Linked DNA regions of Homo sapiens: all the other regions are linked to region 2. A link is a loop called in an ENCODE intact Hi-C map of the cell type or tissue named here. Cell type or tissue: ascending aorta. All regions are shown on one strand. Links, peaks and the distances in the headings refer to the core of each region. The heading gives the core; the rest is flanking DNA. Region 1 has its middle 140 kb from the start of CEP120. Region 2 overlaps PRDM6 (PR/SET domain 6). Region 3 overlaps CEP120 (centrosomal protein 120). Region 4 overlaps CEP120 (centrosomal protein 120).

Region 1 (5,724 bases), core at 725-5,724, 190 kb before region 2:
ATGAATAAATTTTTAAAAATATGTGTAAAACTTCTATGAATAAAATGACAAGGTTTTATTGAAATACAACAGAGAAGGCTTAATCACACCATATACCATGTTCATGGATTGGAAATTTCAATATTTTTAAGGACAGTGTTCCCCAAATTGGTATTTAGATTCAATATGATTTCATTAAAAATACCAAAGGTTTTTTTTTTTTTTCTGTGAAATGGACAAGCTGATTCTAATATTTATATGGACCAAGGGGAATTTAGTTTAACAGATATCACCACTTATAATAAATAATAATTGATTCAATATCTTATCAGTTTAGGGATGGTCAAATTGATCAAAGGAACAGAATAGAGAATGCAGGAAAAAATATGTACATAATATATTAGTCTGCTTGTGATGCCATAACAAAATATTATAGACTGGGGGGCTTACATAACATTTACTTCTCACAGTTCTAGAAACTGGAAATCCAAAATCAAGATGTGACTAAGTTGGTTTCTGGTAAGGGCCTTTTCCTGGCTTGCAGATGAGTGCCTTCTCATTGTATCCTCACATGGCAGAGAGACAGCAATCTCTCTCTTCCTCTTCTTATAAAGCCCTATCCTTATAACCTCATATAATTCTAATTGCCCCCTAAATGTCCTATCTTGAAACACCACCATACTGGGACTTAAGGCCTCAACACATGAATTTTTGGAAGACACCATTCAGCCTATAGCATATGGATAATTAGTTTATGACAGTAGCTATTAAGTTGCAGGGACTTTTCAATAAATGACGCTGGGATAACTGGATACCCACAGGATAAAAACCAAAAATTGGGTCTATACCTTATGCCACATATGACATCCATTCTAGTGGTTAAATGTGCAAGGTAAATTTATAAAACTCTTAGAAGACAATATAGACTGTCTTTATAACCTAGAATTAGAGAAGTTCTTAAGACACACAAAACCCACAAACCATATAGACAAAGATTAGTAAATTAAACTGACTTAAAACTAAGAACCGCAGTTCATCAAACTTCACCATAAAGATAGTGAAAGGAAAAGCCACAAATCAAGAGATAGTATTTGCAATATACATAACTAACAAACGGAAATAGGCAATGGAAAACAGACCCTTCATAGAAGAGGAAACCCAGATAGCCAATACACACACAGAAAGTTGTGCAACCTCTTTAGTTAACTGGAGAAATACAAGCTAAAATCCATAATGATTTGTTTTGTTACCACTAAATAGGCAAAAAAAATCTGGCAATATTAAATATTGGTGAGAGAATGCACAATTTCTATATGTATATTGCTAGTGAGAGAGTGAATCTGCAGATCCCGTAAAGAAAACAATTTGGCATTATCAGTGAAGATGCCCGTACCCGTGGCCCAGCAATTCCACTTCCAGCAAGACCTAGAGAAATTCTAGGGTATACATTTGGAGAATTCTTTATAAGTTAACAACAGCACTATCTGAATAGAAGATAATGGGAAGTAACCCAAATGTCTATCAGCAATAGAACACATGGATGCAGGAGTGAACATGAATGAACTTTAGACACATGTAGCAAAATGAATGACCCTTAAGAACATAACGTCACTTGGAAAAAAATAAGCCACAAAGAATATATCTAATATATATGTATATAAAGTTCTAAAACATGCAGAAATTTAAAGTCATATAATTTTTCAGATAGAAGCATGATAAAATTACACATTAAGGTAGTAAGTGATGGCTACTGGAAAATTCAGGATGGGAAAGGAGATGGGGATCAAGAAGGAATTCAAGGATATTAAAACGAAGTGGTTATATTATTTCCTTATGCTATCTATTCATTGTATCATTATTATTTATACCTCACATATATTTTAAATATTCTTTTGTATCAACTTAATAATCGATAAGTTTTTAAAAAGAGAAATACTGACCTGCAGCAATCTTTACATTGATTACATCTAATTTGTGGTTTTTAAGAGAATACTTTTCTATAGATATCATTTCCTGACAATATTGGAATAGAAGCAAAAAATAAATCCTCGTTATCCCAATAAACACGACAGAAAATCTTCAAAGACGAACTTCAGGCAGAGGGAGAGAGACAGAATAAAATCACCACCCGCCTACACGAAGCCAAAAGCCTCCCTTGAAAAAAGAGTCTTCGAGACGCACATCCCCCAGCCGACATCGCTTTCAATTCCAGTGATAAGGCTGTAAATTCCCTTCCCGGGCCTGGAGTTTAGTGTAAACACTCCAAGAGCCTGCAGGACCACAGAGAGAGAGAAATGGCTGGTCTCTGGCTGTTTTTCCTCTTGGGGGAATGCTCACTATCAACTGTTGAATCACAAAACCCAAACTCCCGGCATCTACCAAGGGCGGTGCGTCCCTGGCGTGGGGGAAGAGGGAGAGGGAGTCGGGGTAGAGGGAGTGGGGGGAGGGGCGGGAGGGTCGTAAGGGGGGAAGGGGAAGGGGAAGGGGAAGGGGAAGGGGAAGGGGAAGGGGAAGGGGTGGGTGGAGGGCAGGAGGGGCTGACAGCGCTGGGGCCCCGGGCAGTGGGTTCCTGCGCCTCAGGCCCTGGGATCCCGCTGCAGCGGCTAGGTTCTAGCTCCACACAACTGCCCACACCCCGCGCCGAGACCTTTCCAGCTTGCAGACTGCACATCATTTTAGGAGCTGGAACTGACCACGCGCACCTTTCTGCTCCGGGTCTAACTGGCCTCGGGGAATGGAAACATGGATAACAGTTCAGAACTGCCACTTGGGGAATGAAGCAAAAAAAAAAAAGACGCGCCAGGCACAAGGTTAATAGATCCTTATTTCCATGTTCATGTGGGAGATTAAAGCACATCTTGCAATTAATTTGGTTGCCCTGTGATCCATTACCGAGAATGCACACAGAGCAAGGCCAACTATGTGCAGCTCCGGGAGAGCGTGCGTCTCCGCCGGCAGAGCCTGCCTGAAACGTCTTCTCAGATAGCAGTTGCCAACAACAGCTCAGCCTGTCGGCTGCAGCACTTAAAGCTGATGGATATATATTATTTTTGTATGGAAAAAAAAATCCATTCTACTGTTAATGACTCCTGGAGTATTAGCTCAACTATTTTATGTTAAAATAAAGGATGATTTAGAGAAGTTTCCCATGGCACCTCAGTAACTTATGTCAGTATATTTTTAAAAATCAACTTTATTGAAGTACAATTTACATACAATAAAATGCAGTCATTTTAAGTGTACGGGTTGATGAGTTTGGTTTGTGCAACTAAGTACGATTAAGATGTAGAACATTTCCAACAGCCAGAAGTTCTGTGCTTCTTTTCTGTCCATCGTCCTCATCCCCTGCACTCCCGGCCCCAGAAAATCACTGATCTGCTTTCTGTCACTATACATAACGTTTTGCTGTTTCTAGAATTTCAAATAAATGGAGTCAGCTAATATATTTTAAATTCAGGGTCTCCCCCATTCTGAGAAACTTCAATTTTCTGAGGCGTTTTCTCTTGATTCTCATTGCTCAAAAGTGCAAGACTTCATTTTATTTCCCCTTACCCAATCTAAATTTAAACTTAAGAACCAGAAAAGTTGAAGATTTCTAAATTGAAGGGAAAATACATGCAACTCACACAGAACTTTAAAAAAAATGCTTTTATTTTACCTGTTTCATGTGAATTAACTGGACATGAGTTTCCCAACCTCATGGCTGACTGCAAGTGTCAGCTTCTGCGGGAATATGACAAAATCCATTTACGATAGCCACAAATAGAATAACAAAGAAAACTCTGAGAAGCCAGCCAATTATAAAATAGTAAAAAAATAAATAAATAAAATAAAAAATAAAAATAAAAATAAAGCTGTCTATCAGAATTACCTATGGAAATTTCTTCTGTGTCCAGTCACTGACTGGGGCCACGGAGTAAGGTGGTAACTCTCTTCACATTTCTGAAAAGCCTCTGAGAGGTCAGGGAACTTTGGGTGATGTAATGATATTCCACTGATTAACACCTGTGCCCAGTTCCAATAGAGCAGAAAGCTCTTCACGGTGAGCAACTCCGAGGTTCCCACTGTTCACAATCTTCCTAGGCACAAGGCTTCTTAGGAACTCAAGAATAGACTTGTCCCCAGGCACAATTTTAACTTATTCCCTACATCTTCTAGGCCATCACCTTTAGAGAGTTTTCAAGAGGCTGCAAGTCACAGGATTATAGAACTTCCATCTACCATGGCGGAAAATGAGAATACGGACTGTTTCCTGCCTTCTGTTTTTGTTACTCAACATATCTATTTTAATGGCAATTAAACTCTGGTACCCTCCCTTATCTCTGTTGGCTAATGTATTTAATTCCACCACTCCCATAGGGAATAATCCCAAATCTACAGCCTGTACTATATAAAAGACTCATGAATGCTTAATCAGAGCAAACAGAGGATTTGGTTTGTATAAACTGCAAAAGCTTGTGTCTTTTATGTCCAAAGAGCAGGACTGAAAGAAGAAAATGACAATAAATCATTTCAAGAAACAGCCTAACGTAAATGTTGTATGTTTATTTAAAACTTCATACAATCATTTGTCTAGAGCTACAGCCCAGTTTCAGAAAGTGACTTGCCATAATGAGATTCAGAGGAAAGCAGTATTCAAGAGCCAAAAAGACATATTACCTCCTTCCCAAACTGGCTTATGGAGAAAATAATAAGCTCTTAAATAGAAAGAACCACAGCATCCAAGAGAGTAATGCAACACTAACACAAACCTTTGATAATTTTAAAATAATTCTTAGTTAAGGGATTGGGATACACAAAATTAACATAGTTTTAAAGAGGGTGGAAGGAGGCGACTTCTTTTTTGTCTGAGTTGAAGCGAAAAAATCCAAGTTGATATCATCCTTAAGTTTGCTTCCAATAAAAAGAAACAAGAAGAATAGCGGCACGAGTCAGAGGTGGGGTGGGGATTTGGTTGTTTGTTAGGTATTTATTAAGTAAGAGGACGTGTTGTGCAGGGATTTAGAGCTTGAGCAGGCTCTGACTTCAGGGTGCCTCGGTTTGAATCTTGACTTTACCACTTCTCAGCTGAATAGCTTGTGCACGACCTTTCTTTTTCTCAGTCTCTTCATCTTTCACATTGGATGATGATAAAAACACCAGCCTCAGAGAATTGTTGTAAAGATTAAACATATATGGAGCGCTTTAATAGTGCCTGGCACCTAGTGAGTAAGTGTTGGGTTTTTGGAGAGATCTTCCATGTGTTTTAAATATAGCACGAGGGAAACTTTGGCAGTGGTTTCACTAGAAAGTGGAGATGGGTAGAGGTTGACAAAAAGTTACTTGCTCTGTGACCCAAAGACTAGATTTTTTGGAAAGAGTGAGCAAAATTATTCTCAAATTATTTTTCAGGCAAAGCGCAAATATAATTCTGTTCCTACATTGCCTCAAAACCAAGATATGTAAAAGCCAGCATCAATCCTTGTTTCATAGGTTTGCACTGTCTTTTAAAGTATGCATTGTTCTCTCTTTTATTGAGAACAGCATGGAATCAGCTGGCCATTATGTGCTTTCTCAATGCGCTATGGGCTTTCATAACTGGGTACACAGGATCACATAAATCCTGACTTCTCTAAGAGACAGTGCTGCCAACAAGTGCAACAAGGCTGACAAGTGCAAAGTCTGGCCCACAGCAATATCCTAAAATCTGGATTAATCTGTTTGTAATATCGTGCTGGCAGCTGATGTGGCGGTAGATTTTCTATT
Region 2 (5,828 bases), core at 734-5,733:
CCTCCAGGCACTGAAGCAGGGCGGGGACAGGTGGGGCGGGGTGGGGGACCGGGGTGCTGTTCTGGAGGGTTTGGTGTGCACGCTCTCCCTAGACGCCGGAAGAAAGGAATAGCAAATTTAACGATCAGCCTAATTGTTAGAGAAGGCACCAACTCCTGCCCCGACGGCTGTTCTCCAGGCTAAATGCGATTCTGTTGTGCTATACAATGGGTGAAGCTGTAGATAAAGCTGTCTCTCTCCGACACTCTCCAAAGCAGCCTGCGCGAGAGGGACCCCCACCCTCCGGGCCGGGCGGTAGTGGGCGCCCAGTATCCCTCCACTCGAACTGGGCTGGAAGGAGGCAGGCGGCCACGGGAAATAGAGCCTGTGGCGACTGCGCTGTCGGATCGCAGCGCCCTCCGGGTTATTAATGGGCCTGGAGGAGCCGCCGTGTCTGCGCCTCAGCGCGGATGGCCTGCCCCGAGAAGGTGGCCTCGGCGCCCGCCGGCGCGACCCAGCCTCCTTGGCCCAGCTTCCCTGAGGAGCCACGGCGACCCCGCGCAAGTGTCAGGCTTATGGCACTGAGCCTGACACCTGGCGAGTCCCGCCTGGCAGACACGGTGAAAGCTGGCCACTGATGGATGCGCCAGAGCGGGGCGGCGGGTGGCCCTCGGGGCACCCGGGTACCTGCCGCCGCCAGCCTTGGCCGCAGCCAGGCCTGTTGGATCACCCTGGATGTGCCCTATCTGCGCTGAAATGACCGAAATGCCCAAGAAACTTGTGAGTCTGTATGAAACGTTTGTGTCAGGAACAGCTAATCGCAACCCAGCATGGTAAGGGAGCCCTCGATTTGCCATTTGCTTCACAGCAAAGGAGGGCTGACTATGTAAGCCTCCTGTCTCACTGGAGGGGGCTCTAGCCAGCCAAACCTTTGCCTCAGTCAGCAGCTACTCCTCTACTCCTCCCAAGAGAGCTGGAAGAATGAGGGCTGCAAGCTTCTCAGAAATGTCCCCAGACCTCTGAAGTGAAAAGCAACAACTTGTTTCGGAAAGCAGAGAAGTGTCCATGCCGCTGGGCCTCCCTTGCACAAAGGCCCTCTTCTGTCCTTCCTCTGCCAGCAACACAAACTATTGTTAAAATTCTCCCAGACTCTGCTTTTGACCCCAGGGCCTGGATGGGAGTATTCTCACACTTATCCATATGTCAACTCCTCTGAAACACACACACTTCACACACCCTCTCAAGCTTATTGATTGTGAAAATAAAAACTTCAAGACATTTTGGGAATTACATGAAAGACAATAAACACAATTACAGTGCATACCATGTGTCAGACACCTGTCTAGAACCAAAAACCAGCATATTATCTAAGTATCATGATTCCCATTCTGCAGATAAAGCAATTCCCAAGCACTACTACTCCACCAAGAACCAGAAGCTAGAAAGTGGCAGAGAAAGGATTCACAGTCAAGGCTGCCTGACTGCAAGGCCTCTAAACCCAGAGATTTTTAAAAGACTAATGAAAGCTGGGGAAATTTAACATTCAAACTCATGACTCAATTGAATTGAAATATTTCACTGAAGTAACTTTGGGGGCCATGAAAATTGCTGTAGCATGATTGAGTTATAGAGGTTTCTCTCTTTCCCACACTCTTGTGTTTTCGGACATTAAAGTAAGAGATTGGATAGGAAAATACATAGATAATGTCTATAATTTTGAATGTTACTGTCTGACTTCAGAGACAGCCTTTCAGCACCTTTGCAAAAATAGCTAAAAGCAAATGACAATAAGCAAAGGCAATATGCCCATGGAAATAGAAATAAGTCACTCCAGGGAGTTACTTAACTGATTTTTTTTTCTGCTTGACTCAATGATGCAAATGGTCAGAAGAGTGTTTAGTTTTCATTCCCTAGCAGCCTGTGCCAGAGACAGTCAACTTCCAACATGCTTCTCCACACGTGTCATCCCATCAACGACATCAGCATAGGTACCAACTCCAGCCACTACCTCCATAGACAAAAAGCACACTTCTAATATTTGTAATGCATGATAATAAAACTGTGGCTAAGGCCTTTCTCCAAGAAGTCCTCTAAAGCCGTCTTCAACTTATTGTTTCATTTGTCTCCATAAAGAGTTGAAAAACTTAATAGTAGCATTATGCTACTATTAAAAGTGAAAAACTGAGGCTCTCCCAATATCTAGAAGACTATCTGTGTGTTAGGTCCACAGCAGGCTAGACAAAGTCAATCAACTTTAATTAGTCCACCCAACAGGGGTCTTCTTAATTTGTGAACCACTTCATGCTATATCAAAATATTCTGCCAGAAAAGTTGACCAACTGCCATCAAGATACATGTTATATTCCAATGTTATTTTTTAATACACAAAATCCCCCAGCTGAAACATTTGGGTTCTAACTTATGTCTGAGTCTCAGGGTAGCTTGAGGATATTAAAAACAAGTAACATTTCTTGGGATTGACAAATATGCTTAAGAAGACAAACATTCTAGCAGAGTATAAACACCTACATGAAAAGGTTTGAAAGAGAAGCAGGCTATATGAGAGGACCAAACTATGTATAAATGTATATAATATATGTCATTATATTATATATACACACACAGAGCATTCCAAGCCAAGCAATACATAATACAACTACTTAGGTTCCTAACAAGGAAGCAAGTAAATGTTCATACTTTCTCTTAAAATCAGGGGAAGAGTTTTTGTACAAGTTCATAATTGTTATTCATAAATACTCTTCTATCTTGAGTAAATCTGTCAATGCTCCTGTCTAAGCGTCTCTGAGTAAAGGAAGGTGCTGTCATTAGGTTACAGACTTGTTCGCCTCCTGGCATCAGAAGGCCAGGCCAAGTGCAGTTAAGAGCAGACTTTCACTCTTCATTTCCTATCCTTCTGTGTTGTTTCAATGTCTTTAAAGTGCAATAGATCTTTACAATATATCTATTTTAAGGTAAAGGCGGCAAAGCAGGCCATGGTTTTCTTTTCTGGAATTTCATTTCTCGTTCTAGGAAAGGTGAAATATAAAACGCTTCCGGGCTTTTGGTGTGTGGAGAGGCCAACAGTCATGTGTAGGCGCGTGGGGAGTGAGAGCTACATCACATCTTCACTCCCCAGTACCTGCCCGACGCCTTCGTTGGCTCTCACCCGCCCTGCATATAGGAAAGCAAGGAGTAGGTGAAAAGCCTGCTTCCCCGCCTGGGCGCCACTATCCACCCCGGCTGTAAATCCTCCCCTACCGCCGCCAAGGTCGCGGCCCTCAGTCTCGCAGGCCGAGACCCGAGGGGCCGGCGCCCATCGATCCCAGCCCGGCGACTAGGACCCGGGAGTGCCGCCTGCTGGCAGTGCCGCGTGCGCCCTAGGCGGGGAGGGGCGTGGGGGCTGGGGAGCCGGGCAGAGGGCGGGCAGGCAGAGCATCCGGGCCCGAACTTCTCGCGTGGGGTTCACGCCCCCGGGGCTCCAGCCTGCGGTCCCCCCACTGCCTTCTCGAGCTATAGGCTAGATGGGATGGCTGAAAGGGAGCGATGGGCGGGGTGGGGCGCCCAGGCCTCAGCGCCGAAGGCTGAGTTTTGAAGGTCCCACCCCGCTCCTGCCCACGAAAGGCTCTCTTCTGACATGAGGCGTGGCCGCCGACACCACCCACGATCCGACGTCCCCACTGCACCCCGCCACCCACCCGGCCCTCCTCCTCTACCCGGCAGGGGTCTTCCAAGCCCCGGGAGCGGGTCTAGAAGCAGATCCAGAGGCGAGGCAGGTTTGCCTGGCCGCCGGAAGGGGAGCCAATTGATTTCAGTCTCGACCCTGCGGGGCGGCCCAGCTCCTGGGAATTCTCTCAGGAACTCTCCCTCTACGCGAGTTTAAAGCTCCCCGCGAATCGCAAAAGCTCTGGGCGTTCTCTGCCCTGCCTGGCTGCGGGCTTGACCCTGGGACCAAGAGGGAGAGACAAAAAGAAGAGAGCAAGAAGGTGGGAGGGAGAAAATGTGGGTCTTATTTGTCTTCCGATGACTGTATTAATAAATTAAATGGGAGCGCCAGTTTGTGAGGGTGAGAGAATATTGCGCAGAGATAAACCTCGCCGGCCCCTGCCCCTGCGAGGCTGCCATATACAATGCGGAGATGATGAATAGGAGCCGCGAGAGGAGATCGAAGCGGGTCTGGGCTGGCTCCACTCTCTCCTACAAAACTATAGGGCAATTAATTGTGGCTTGTCCCCTCATCCTTCATCTCCTGGTGGCACATATCGATGGAGATTACTGCTGATGGACCATTTTATCACCTTGAATAAACAGTCGCCACCTCTTCTAACCTCAATCTAATATATGGCTGTATGTTCGGTTTCAGGGCGCTAGATAACGAAAGATGTAAAATAGCTAAATCATGTGTGTTATGGGATGAGGCTGGGCTTGCACACACGCGAGAGAGAGAGAGAGAGAGAGAGAGAAACACAAAAGCCCACGCACTGAAGCCAAAGCTCCCTCCCACCCGGACCAGGTCTGCAATCTAAGGCGCTCGCTGGTCTTTGACAGAGGAGGCGCAGGGCAGAAGGGGCGCAGTGGATGTTCCTCGGTTGCACAAAAAGCCTGCTGGTGTGCCACTGGGCTCGAAGTTGCCCAAACAGGACCTGCGTTTTCCACCTGGGTGGGAAGGGATTAGGGAAGGTCAGAAAACACTCGCCCTCCTTTGTCTCTTTCCTTGACCCCTTAGCAAGCAACCGGACAAACCAGTGTTAGGCCCAGACTCCCTTTTCTCTCCCCAGCCCCTCTCCCTAAACCCTTGGAAAGCCTGGTGTTCCCAACAAGGAAGCCTCAAGCCCCGCTCCCACACCCATGCACACACCGGCGCTGTTTCCAGCCTGTTCCCTGCGCAGGAGGGTTCCAGTAAATCGGGAGGGGACAGAGACCCCTCCCCCAACTGGGGAATTTGCAAAGTGGTCCAACTCTCCCCCGAGACACCCAAAGTGGCTCAGTTCCCGCCTCCCTCCCAGGTCCTAGGGAAGCACATCTTTACAAAAAAGGCCTGAAAAACTAATGGGCTGTGCTGAGAGAACAGCCGGGATGCTACTCAGAAACGCCAGGCGCGCCCTGTGACTGTCTCTCTCTACTTTTCAAGAGCAGGCAACGCACCAGCTCCCAGAACCCGGGAAGAGGCCACTCCGATGGAGCCTGACTAAATCAATGGCTTCAGGCAGCCCAGCAGCAAATGAGGGCAGTAATATTAGACGGGGAAGGAAGGGCCCCATCCCCCATTTATATCGCAGGAGGCACCACTTGATTTTTAAGAGAAGGCGGCAGCAGCAGCAACAGCAAAGCATTCAGAGCTTCGGTGGAAACTGTACTTCAGTCACAGGGTAAACTGATACGGAGTTAGGAACATACTGGAAAAGCTCACCCGGGTAGCTTGCAGTTTCTGCTGTTTTAAAATCTTTTAGAACGAAAGAGAGCTACAAGCCCCATCACTGTGACATTTACCATAGATGCCAATAAAGTTTCAAGGTGAAACTAGTGTTCCTAAGTTCTTTTCTTACAGAGCAATGATATGTATTGCTGATCCTAGGCAAAAAGTTACTTTGCTAAAGGGAAGGGAGAAGTAAGGAGGCACCCCCGCATCCCGCCCTTTTTATTTCGCCTTGTGAGAAAAAGAGAAAACAACTCAATACCTATCCTTTTAAGTACGAAGTGACAAAATGAAGCAATGCTAAGTGGTCACTTCACAGAATTCTTTTAGAGGGAGATGGTAAAAAAACTAAAAGAAAAACTAGGGAAATCTATACATGATAAATTAATAGGAGCTTCCCTCTGCCTCCACCCTTCCTTTCACTCCACCTCCACTC
Region 3 (5,694 bases), core at 1-5,000, 270 kb before region 2:
TGTGTTATTAAGGAACATTATTTTTCTTACTCTTGGCTTTATGTTAACATTCTTAAAATATTTTTGACTTTGTACTCTTTCTTAGTAAACTGCTTTCTGATAAAACATTTCAGTGTTTTCAGAGTTTCATGATTTTGCCAAAATATAGTTATAAAAGCATCTCTACTGGCTGTCTTCATAAGACAAAATTCCATATGAAGATAGGCCTCCAAAAAGAAAATTTGGCTTCTAAGATTTAGAGTTACAGCTAAATTGGAATGTTAACAGTTAGAACTGCTTTTTGTAAAAAATGAATGTATTTCTCACTCTATGATCTTTATATAATATATATGTTTAAATACATTTATAGTAACTGTCTGGAGGTTAAGACTAATTCAGTTCTTTTTAGGATAGACTGTTAGGCAATAAAAATAAGACTATATTTTAAACAAGAAAATGTTCATGTGCCATAATATTTATAGTAAATTATATAACAGTTTTAGATGATGTCGTATGTTACACTGTATAAACTCTTTTCTTAAGCCAGACTCTTTGTATATATTATCTTTCAGTGGTTGTACACAGTGGTATAGTGTTTCACTTGATATGATTTTAATCACTGTTAGGTTGAACTTGAAAGAAAGTTGGAATCTGCAACTAAGTCTAAACTGCATTACAAGCAGCAGTGGGGACGAGCTTTGAAAGAACTTGCCAGACTTAAACAGGTATGTAGTTTATAGCTTATTCTTTTTATATCTTTTTCCCTTGTTTCTTTGCAAATTCGTATGTTTGGCAATATCTGTTATGCTCTGATGTCTGCATTTGAATATTGCTATTTTTTGAGATTAGAGGCTTTTATAAAAATATGTTATAAAGGCAAGATCCTTCTTTTTTATAGTTAGAAACTGAAACAATTATGTCTTTTAAAAAAAATTGCCAGCTATCCCTTTCCTCAGAAGAAACTGGGAATAATTTATTTTACTTTCACTTATAAAACAACCACCCTTTTCTTTCTTAGGATTAAACTTTCCACTGGGAGTGCTTTTTAGGATGAAATTTAAGGATAACTTGAACATTTTCTCAAGTTTAAGAATATATTTTAAATGTTATTCTTAAGACACAGTAATTCAGTCAAGAAAGGGAATTATTGGGAATTTTTGCATGATTTTTAAAGTGTTTAAAAACTTTGATAGAAGTTTTCTGAATTATTATATTTTTTTCTTTCCTGCTACCAATCAACAAATGCTGTTAGCTTCAGAAGAAATTAATCTTAATTTTGGACACATTTGATCTTAATCATTTGAAGAAATTATGAATAAGATTTTTATTTTGAATCTAACCCTAACTGACCTAAATCTTTTAAAGATTAATAATGGTTAGTTTATTCTAAGTTCACTTTTCTTTAATGTGTCAGTTTTATTCTGAATGAAATTTCACACATAGGGTCTTTCAGGTTTGTATTTTTCTTAATATGTCTCCATAACTGTCAAATACTATTAAACATCGTTATGGTATTATACTAAATGCTTACCACTTTCATGGAGTACTACCAGTCTACATGAGAATTAAAAACTAGGGTAGGTAGTTTACCCTAACATAAATGATAGAGGAGTTGGGATTGTAAGCATTACAAATGAAGACAGGTAGATATATATGTAAATATAAAATAATGTACCATGTGACTATATTATATAAATGTTGACAGGACTAAGGATAGACATGGGTAGTACTAAGAGTCTCCTGTATTGAAAGCAGTGTCTTACATGTACAATAAGTATAAAATAATATTATACCAGGTGTAAATATATGCAAGACATAGGCCTTTCCATCACAGAGCTTGCAATTTAGTAATAAGGAAGAAACAACTATAAATATAAAATTTACTGCCTAATAGTAAGAGCCTTGACACAGGCCATATAGAGTACTCAGGAGGAGAAAGTACGTCTATTTAATAGGAGTTGGAAAGGTGTCATAGGAGAGGAGGTATTTGTGATAGACCTCTGGAGATAGATACTTAAGATTTTAATAGAGGAATTGGTTGTGATTTAGGAAAGTAGTGGGGGAAATGTAAATATAATGAACAGAATGATCATAGCAAAGAGGCATGAAGTGGGAAAGCATAGGCTGTTCTTATAAAACAGAGGAGGGCCCGTTTTCTAAGTCATTTCTGGTAATAAGGGCTGGAACTTAAGTAGTAGCAGTAGGAATGCAACAAGAAGATTCTTGTCAAAGATGATGCCAAGGGCTCAAGCTTCAGTGTCTGGTCCAGTTTTGGAAATACAGTTACTAAAAAGCTGTTTGGAGGGTGGGAAGGAGATAGGATTTGCAAATTTGGATGTTTTAATTTTTACAGAATGAAATTCGGCTACCAGTTAGAAATATGGATCTGTTGTTGGGAGAATGATTGGGCTTAAAAATAGACATAAAGGAGTCCTTTGCAGAGGTAGTGTTTAAAGTTGTGCCAGCTAGAACTTGGAATTCTTATGTTTAGGAAAGAGAAAAGAAAGCTAATGAAGGAAATAACAGCTAGAGAAAATGTGAAGATCACTATGATGATACTGTTAGAGCAATTAGCATGTCTGGAAGGCTTACTTTGTGCTAGGTGTAACACTGAGCCCTTCAGAATTTATCATTTAATCCTGACAAAGATCCCTACATAGCAGGTAATATTCCCATTTTATTAGGTAGGTGCAAAAGTGAAAGCGGCAAAAACCGCAGTTACTTTTGCACCAACCTAATGAAGAAACTGAGACTTAAAGAAGTTAAGTTGCATGTGATCACATAGGTACTAAGTGATAGACCCAGCATTGAAAGCTTTTGATGAATCCAGCCTCAGGCTCTTTCCCTTTTATGATATGGTCTTAGTCCATTGAAGTCAAGGAATGAAATAATTTCTAGGAGAAGAAAATTAGCCACTCTGACGAGAGTACTGAGGTAGGGGTCATCGTGAGTTGGTATATCCTAAGAAGGAAAATGCCATCATTGACAAGAGAGACCAGGTCTGGTAATGAGAATTAAAGTGATTTTGAGAGAGAAGCAGCTAATATATGGTTATGATGCCAAGATATTTAAGTGCATGTAGTATAATAGAGAGGAGTCCCTGTGGAATTGGGGCCAAGGAAATATGAAGAGAATGGCTGTTAAAGGTAACAAGATATAAACTCCATCAGAAGCAGCATAAATAGTAGAAAGGTAACAAGATATAAACTCCATCAGAAGCAGCATAAATAGTAGTTAAGAACATGGCCCTGGAGTCAAGAGAGCTAGGTTGAATTTTGGTTCTACCTCTCTGACTTTGGGAATTTCTCTGATTAGTTTCTTCATTTGAACAATGAGAAATTTTCTTCCACAGGTTATTCTGAGAATTAAATGAGTGGTTTTAAAGTGTTTAATACAGTGTTTGATACATAGTATGTGCTCAGTAAATGGTAAGTAACTTGCTAAAAAGAGATGAGCCATAAAGCTGTTCTGTGGTGGTGGTGCGTTCAGTCAGTGGGGACCTAATTGGACAGTAGCTTTCGATATTGATGAACAGAACAAATACTAGAGGGCTTTGTGACTGACAGAATTCTTAAGTGTGCATAATTGGGGGATATTGTTATGCAGTGATAGACGTTCTGTAGAAAACTGTACAGAAGCAAAAAGTATGTAAGGGCTAAATGTACAGATGTGCAAGAGTGTCAGTAGGTAAACTTCCCAAGTTTGAGTATAAAGGAATGTGAGTACATTGAGATGAAGAAACATCTGTAGTTACTTCATTCTTTCATTCATTCAGCAAGTGCTTATTGAGAGCCTGCTATGCACCTTGCACAATGGGCTGCTATGGATATAGCAGTTGTTCACCTAGGAGGACTGATACTTAGAATATAGCAGGGTGGTAAGAAATGTAAATGAAGTCAGCAAGTATTAGAAAAACAAAGGGACCACTGGGGGCTATCACCACATTTGTCACTCAAAGCTAAGGGAGAAATATCTCAAAGAGAAAATGATTCAAATAACACTACTGGATAGGAAATCATTTCAAGTTTTTAACTGGAGAGTAGATGGGGAAGAAGTGGAAAATAGTGCTTCCATTGAAGAAGCTGAGCAGTGAACAGTCATTACACATTACCCAAATCAGCTGAAAAGGGGAACAGTGTTAGCTATTGGTTAGGGCATTTTCTCTGGAGAATTGAATAATCATTAATTATTGAAACAATGTCATTATAATTGACATGTTTTTTATTGAGAAGTATCTATGCAAGAACTTTTTACTTTGTCATGTTCATATGTGTATATTATAGATTACATTCTTTAAGTTTTTCACCATTTGAGGTAGTTTCAAAAAAATAATATAAGTAAACAGTGTTCTGAATAGAATCCCCCAAATTCCTGACTTTTGGTTAGTTTTACACTGGGGTATTGAAGTAGTCTCCTTTAAAAGAAGATTCAGTGTGAAAGGCTCCACTGCAAGAATCCCTCCTTCCTAACACACGCATCCTCATACACTTTTCTTATCTGCTGGATCTTTTTTCCATTTAATCCATTTTCTATTTAACCTTCTTCTTTTGTATTTCCTACCCTCTTGCCCAAAAAGCATTGCAAAGTAATTTTAGCTATTTTATTCAAATAAGGAGAATATCACAAACATTCAGATACCTTTTGTAAAGAAAAGGAAAAAAAAAGTTTTAAATTACTGGTTCAATTCTGAAACTTATACTCCATGAAAGAAAAGTTCTTTGAGTGCAGAGATGCTCATTGCTTTTTCATTGCAAACCAATTTTAATCCTTATCCCACAAACTTTCTGCTTTAGAGGCAACACTGTAAACACATTTTGAGGTCACTAGGAATCATTGATGTTCTGCAGACTACACTGAGATGCAACACTTTAAGAAGAAAAGTAATAGACCTTGGGATTATCATAGTGAATTGTGCTCTGCCCCTGACTGTTTTAGTAAGATTAAAATTAATAACTTCATCAAATAGGCACATTTCATGTGTGTGAAAATTACTCAATTTCTTTTCCTTAAACTTTTTATTAAAAACACATTTATTGTGCTTGAATGTAATTTTGGAATCGTCTATCTGGTTTTGTTCAGAAGATTGTTTGTGCAACTTCTTGTTTAAATTGGATTAGTACCATGTTAATTTTACATTGCCTCTGGTGAATAGCCACGGGGCTGTAATCTCTGCCAGTAATTTGTCACATCAAAACCCTCTGGAGGGCCATACAAAACATTTGTGTAGTACGGATTAGATGGTGAAAGCCATATCTTAGATTGTTAATAAATGTTAATGACAAAACCCAGCTGGTAAAGCTTGGAAATAAGACCTAATGCTTGGTGCCCATTGCCAGAAGAATGTTTAAACAGAGATTTCCATTACTCAAAGGTGACCCAGGATAGTCTATTTGTGAATTAAAAATATAACCTAATTATTTTATAACCTTCTAATTATTTAGAAAAAAATCTTTTCTTTTGATTCACAACCGTACCAGTGGTAAGCTTTTTTGTTCTTTGGTAACTGGGAAGGCAACAGCTGTAAAATATAAATAAGCATAACATAAAATGAGTCCTGATTTAGAAAACGAGGAAGTGATACCCTTAAGTTTGATATCATGGGACAAAGTTAAAAGTTCTACTTGTTAGACTTGTAAGAGGTAATTTAGTTTGCTTTTTTTCTTCTTCAAGATATACTATAGAAATATTTTAAAACCAAAACAAATACTTGAATTG
Region 4 (5,000 bases), core at 1-5,000, 250 kb before region 2:
TGTCACAGCTCCAAAATATCTAGTTTTCATGTATTTGTAATTAGAAAAACAAGTATTGTTTTTAAAGTTGCCTTTTATAAATGTGCAGACTCTGACTAGCCAAGTGGAACACTGGTTTTTTTTGGTTTGTTTTCTTCCTGAAAATATTACTAAAACCTTGTCTTACCATTGAATCATTTTGTTTTTAAATAGTGACATTAAGAAAACCAACACAGTTGCTACAGTGGCATTTGTTCTTGACTTCTCAGGTTAAGGCAACAAGAGCAAAAACAATACCAGGATTCCACAGAGATTGCAAGTGGAAAAAAGGATGGCCCCCATGGCAGTGTATTGGAAGAAGGTTTGGATGATTATTTGACTCGCCTGATAGAAGAAAGGGATACTTTGATGAGAACGGGTGTGTATAATCACGAGGATCGAATAATAAGTGAACTCGACCGACAGATCAGAGAGATTTTGGCAAAAAGCAATGCCAGTAATTAATAACATTTGGAAAAGCTTTATAGAGACTCTAAGTCTAAATTTTAATTTCTTTGTAAAAACCTCAAAAGTGAGGAAAATGGATGTTTTAAAATGGTATTTTCAATTTTTTATAAGCAAAATTTTGTATGTTATTGTATAGTATTTATTTGATCTTATTTACTTTATGCTACCTCTCCCACACTGGTTTTATTTGTAATTTGCATTTATATACTCATTTTAAATGACTTTTCAGTGTTTTTCATAGTTTATAATCTGATGGCTAACTAACTTTCAAAACAGCTTTTAACTAAGTTTGTTGTAGGAGAAATGACTGCGGTAATTTCCAGTTCTATAATGTTTCATGTTGAGCCAAAAGAGTATATCTTGCACTTTAAAAACGCTGCGTCCTATTCCATTTGAATGTAAATTCTTAAAAGTTGAGACCAATTGTAACCAGTTTAACTCATTTTAGATGACCTTTTTTTCTTATAATATTTGCAAGTGACAAGTTTGAAAACAAAGCAAGATCAGTGCAGAGAAGCCACATGACATGTTGGGTGACAGATTGGTCATTTATTTAAATAAAGTTAATACAGATTAAATTTGTTTCAAGAGCTATTGAATTTTCAAATTTTCAGTGTATTTATAACTTTTAAGAACATGAAGTATTAGCTTAATATAGTTTTCTCTGTTGGTTTCTTCCTCAAGTTTGCATTGTTTTCTTTTGTTAAAATTAGAGATTTCTTTTTATTTTCCAGTTATAGTAATACTAGCTGTCAGCTTAAACCCTCTGTAATAGAACATGGAAACAGACACATAAAGACATTAGCTGAAAAAATAGAGTGAAAATCAACTATTTTTTACTCCCGCTAATTTCAATCAATCGTTTTCAAAAGCGCACGAGATTCACTCATTGGATTTATGCAGTGCCCTGTCTGTATAAAAACTCTTAAGAGTTCCTTTATATCATATTCTTCAGAGCCAACATTTGTCCTCAAAGCAACGTTTCCCACCTCCTTTTACTGAGTACTGAAAAAGTTTTAGCAAAGTCACAGATTAGGTTGAATTTCAAAATATATGTACTTTAAAAAGTTCTGATTTCCAAATATAATAAAGTTAAAATTAAGTATATACTTTAGGAAGTTACCAATAACTTCCATCAAAGCAGAGTAGGATATATGGTAACATTAATTTTCGGTCATTTCAAATGAGGTATATTTCTTATTAGGGAAATTAAAGTCCCTATATTTATTATATATTTTTTCCTTATTAACAGAGTATTAATCTAGTAAAAAATAACCCAGCAGTAAATAATAAAGAAATTACTGAATGAGAGGATAATGAATCTGAATCATAGCAGGAATTTGCAATATTAATTATGGTTAGCTATTTTTCTCTCATTGATTTTTGTGCCACTTGAATGGAACAGAAGCAAGCCTTATGTTTTGGAAGGTCTGCGGTAAAATGCTGTGACTGTTTACTTTCAATTGCATTGTGTGTTGCCTGTGACTGCTTTCAAACGCTAGAGGGGGCCTCTGATTTAAAGAAATAAAAAGGACTTTTCTAAAATGGATGTGTAGTTTATTTTGCCTTTTGTAAAGCTCTTTTGGCTATTGTAACTTAACAAATAAAATCATAATTGTGTGCATCTCTGAGTTCTTGAGCAGCCTGTTACTTCTGTTTCTAAACAGAGTGGGCATAGTGTTCGGGTTTTCCTATTTCAAATGACTGTCTTTTTTTCTCAAGTGTTTACATACTATTTTTTGTCTTACAACTAGGGGAGTCTGAAATATTAACACTGTTTTGTAGTCCTTTTAGCAATACCCATTCCATTTGTAAGTGGCATCGAATGTTTTTACACTGATTTTGCCTAGGAGTTAATGAGTATGACCACAGTAGATAAATCAGTGAGTGGGTGCAGGCATGGGTGGGTGAATAAGTTTCCTAGTAACAGGAAAATATCAAATATTTTAGGGTAAAATCAGATTTACCTTTAAAATTTCTGTGGTTTTTCATGGAGAAAGTCTAGTTTCCATGTTTAATGCGGGCATGTACTGCATAGGAGGGGTGTGTAATCTACCAGGTATATCTAATACCATGTCTGTATAAACATAGGAGTTCCCTTGCAGATAAATCCTAGTAATTTCTATCTGGACCCGAATTCCTGTTGCTTCAAGCAGATGTGGGGGTTTGAGTGTGATTTAAGGACGTATTAGGGCCTCTGCTGATGGGGAGACAGTCTTGTCTGACCAGATGATTTTCTCCTCTACTTCCTGTCCAGATGCTGCCCAGCCTGAATCTGAATTCACAGATTGTCCCAGTATATACTGCTTGTTTGCAGCCACTTCAGAATGGACCGACCTGTTTTTTACAGTCCATAGGAAGGGCCCTCTGGTAGCTATATATGGACTTAAAAGATGTGTTCTCACTAATACCATTGTGTCTAGCTTTATTGAATACCTAAATTTTTTATTAAAATAATTGATATAATTCACACAACGTAAAATCACCATTTTAAAGTATAAAATTCAGTGTTTGATACAGTCACAAGGCTGTACAACCACCACCACTATTTAAGACATTTTTATCACCCCAAAAAGAAACTCCTGTACCCATTAGCAGTCACTCCTCATTCTCTTCTATCCCAGCCCCTAACTACTAATCTTTTGGTCCCTTTGGATTTGCCTATTCTGGGCATTTCATATAAATGGAATCCCAAATTGGATATTTAAAATAGAAAATATTAGAAAACCTAAAGCATATCTTTTTCTATCACTAGTTTCTATATGTTTTGTCAGATATTGAATTAAATGATACAGAGATCCAGAAGGCCAACATAAGGGCATAATATTCATCATAATATTCATCATCCATTGGGAATAGAGTTCAACTCTTCTTGTATCTATCACCTGTAAAGCACTGACCAAAAATAATAGTGAAAAGTAGATAATGTTCTAGCAATTCTGATGCTGAAAATGGGTTATTGACACAAGGCTTGTGTCATATCATTGGTATCTCATCAAAATTGCACACTCTTCCATGCTTTACAGAGTTTGGAGATAAAGTGAAGCAGTGTTAACCAGAATGTGAGGGCTGCGAGGGCAGCGACCAGGTCTATCTTAGTTTCTTCCAGAATTAAAAGAGTACCGGCCATAAGTAGGCACTCAGATAATATTCGCTAAATTCATAAAGAAATGAAAAGATTGTGTATGGTCTACCTGTCAAAATAGATGTAAAAAATTTGACGGCTGAAATGCAGGGGAAAGTAGGCCTCCATGGCCTCACTGACAGGTTTATGAACTTGTTGTCTGACTGCCCATGCCCTATAGAAGTGGAGGAGTTCTGTTTGTTGGATTGTTTTTTGCTTAAAAAAAATAATAATAAAAGTTTGCTTTAAATTCATAGATGCAGAAAGTAGACTAGCGGTTTCCAGGGGCTGGAAGGAACTAGGGGAAAAGAGGAAGGGGGAATTACTGTTCAATAGGTCCAGAGTTTCTGTTTGGGATGTGAAAAAGCTCTGGATATGGATAATGGAAATAGTTGCACAGCATTGTGAATAATTCCACTGAATAGTACACTTAAAAATAATTAAGATGGTGCATTTTATGTTCTGTATATTTTACCACAATTTAAAAGTTTGCTTCAAACTGTGCCTCAAATCTGCCTACCCAGTGTTCTTATGCTGAAAGTTTTCTGCACAAGAGTCACTTGTCAAGTCATTTCTGAAGATAACATCTTGTCATTTCTTGATTGTGGAAATGGATCAAAAATGCTTCATTAAATGCTTATAGCACCTTTACCAAAATCTGAAATGAGTGAAAACTAATGGCTACATTTATATCCTGAGTTCTAAAGATAAATTGGAGACTCCTTGAAACTTAGAATTGTAATGCCTTCATGTTTTATAAGATTATGTCTTGTTATTCTTAATGACAATTTAGAAAAAAAAATGGTTTTTAAAATTTAACAGATAGTCCAGACCATGGATGTAAATTGGAGAGAGAATTAAAAAAAAAAAAAAAACCCAACACATATTACTAGTACCCTAAAGTAGGCTTAGTATCTTTTTTTGGAGGTAGGTTCTCTTACTGTTGGTTCATGGTCTTATTAACGAATAAAGTGGTTTGTGTAAGAGTGTTAAAGTCTGGCTGAGTAATTTTAAATTATGACTTGAAAATTTAAATCCATCTTTGACGTTTGTGTTTTGGCAATTGTATTAACAGCATATCCCTTGGAGCCTAGACGTTTCGTCGTACACTTTTTCTGCCACTTGTTCTAGTGTACAATCATGCTTCTTCCTAGCTAATGCGCCCTCTGCTTCTAGGTCTCGGAGACACGCAATCCATCCATATTGGCATAAATGGGGAAACAGAGACAGAATTACTGAAGCACCTAAATGTTCTACTGAAACCAAAAGAACTAGATTGCTCACTGATTTTGTTACATAACCTCTGTTTGGCATCAAATTAGAATCTGCTGTTGTTAGGAATGTAACCGTAGAAAGGCTGCTATATACTTAATTCCCATTTTATTTGCTT

What was found. Peaks named below come from ENCODE experiments on the same cell type or tissue, not always from the same donor. Only the 100,000 strongest peaks of a DNase experiment are listed, where the experiment ranks them.
Region 1: it touches region 2 in a loop (5-fold over the local background); 8 of 110 quality-filtered maps call a loop at or near these places.
Region 3: a loop joins it to region 2, with 4 times the contacts of the local background. A loop is called at or near these places in 7 of 110 quality-filtered maps.
Region 4: a loop joins it to region 2, with 6 times the contacts of the local background. A loop is called at or near these places in 9 of 110 quality-filtered maps.

The regions. Positions count from the first base shown.
Region 1 is chr5:123,282,444-123,288,167 of GRCh38, reverse strand. No RefSeq gene overlaps it. Among named protein-coding and RNA genes, the nearest start is that of CEP120, 140 kb to the left of the region's middle. In ascending aorta, for the core only: no CTCF peak of the experiment used is centred there; DNase peaks (open chromatin) are centred at 2,326, 2,627, 2,914 and 4,947; H3K4me3 peaks cover 5,000 bases; H3K27ac peaks cover 5,000 bases.
Region 2 is chr5:123,093,044-123,098,871 of GRCh38, reverse strand. The region is part of intron 2 of PRDM6 (PR/SET domain 6); the gene reads right to left. Among named protein-coding and RNA genes, the nearest start is that of PRDM6-AS1, 5.6 kb to the right of the region's middle. In ascending aorta, for the core only: a CTCF peak has its summit at 3,341 (motif pointing left); DNase peaks (open chromatin) are centred at 3,341, 3,761, 4,493 and 5,135; H3K4me3 peaks cover 5,000 bases; H3K27ac peaks cover 5,000 bases.
Region 3 is chr5:123,359,506-123,365,199 of GRCh38, reverse strand. It overlaps CEP120 (centrosomal protein 120), which reads left to right. Exons shown (of 20, transcript NM_001375405.1): 18 at 606-704. Among named protein-coding and RNA genes, the nearest start is that of CEP120, 61 kb to the left of the region's middle. In ascending aorta, for the core only: no CTCF peak of the experiment used is centred there; no DNase peak of the experiment used is centred there; H3K4me3 peaks cover 1,067 bases; H3K27ac peaks cover 3,753 bases.
Region 4 is chr5:123,342,002-123,347,001 of GRCh38, reverse strand. CEP120 (centrosomal protein 120) reads left to right here. Exons shown (of 20, transcript NM_001375405.1): 20 at 249-2,110. The coding sequence ends at 483. Among named protein-coding and RNA genes, the nearest start is that of CEP120, 79 kb to the left of the region's middle. In ascending aorta, for the core only: a CTCF peak has its summit at 1,978; a DNase peak (open chromatin) is centred at 1,961; H3K4me3 peaks cover 2,687 bases; H3K27ac peaks cover 947 bases.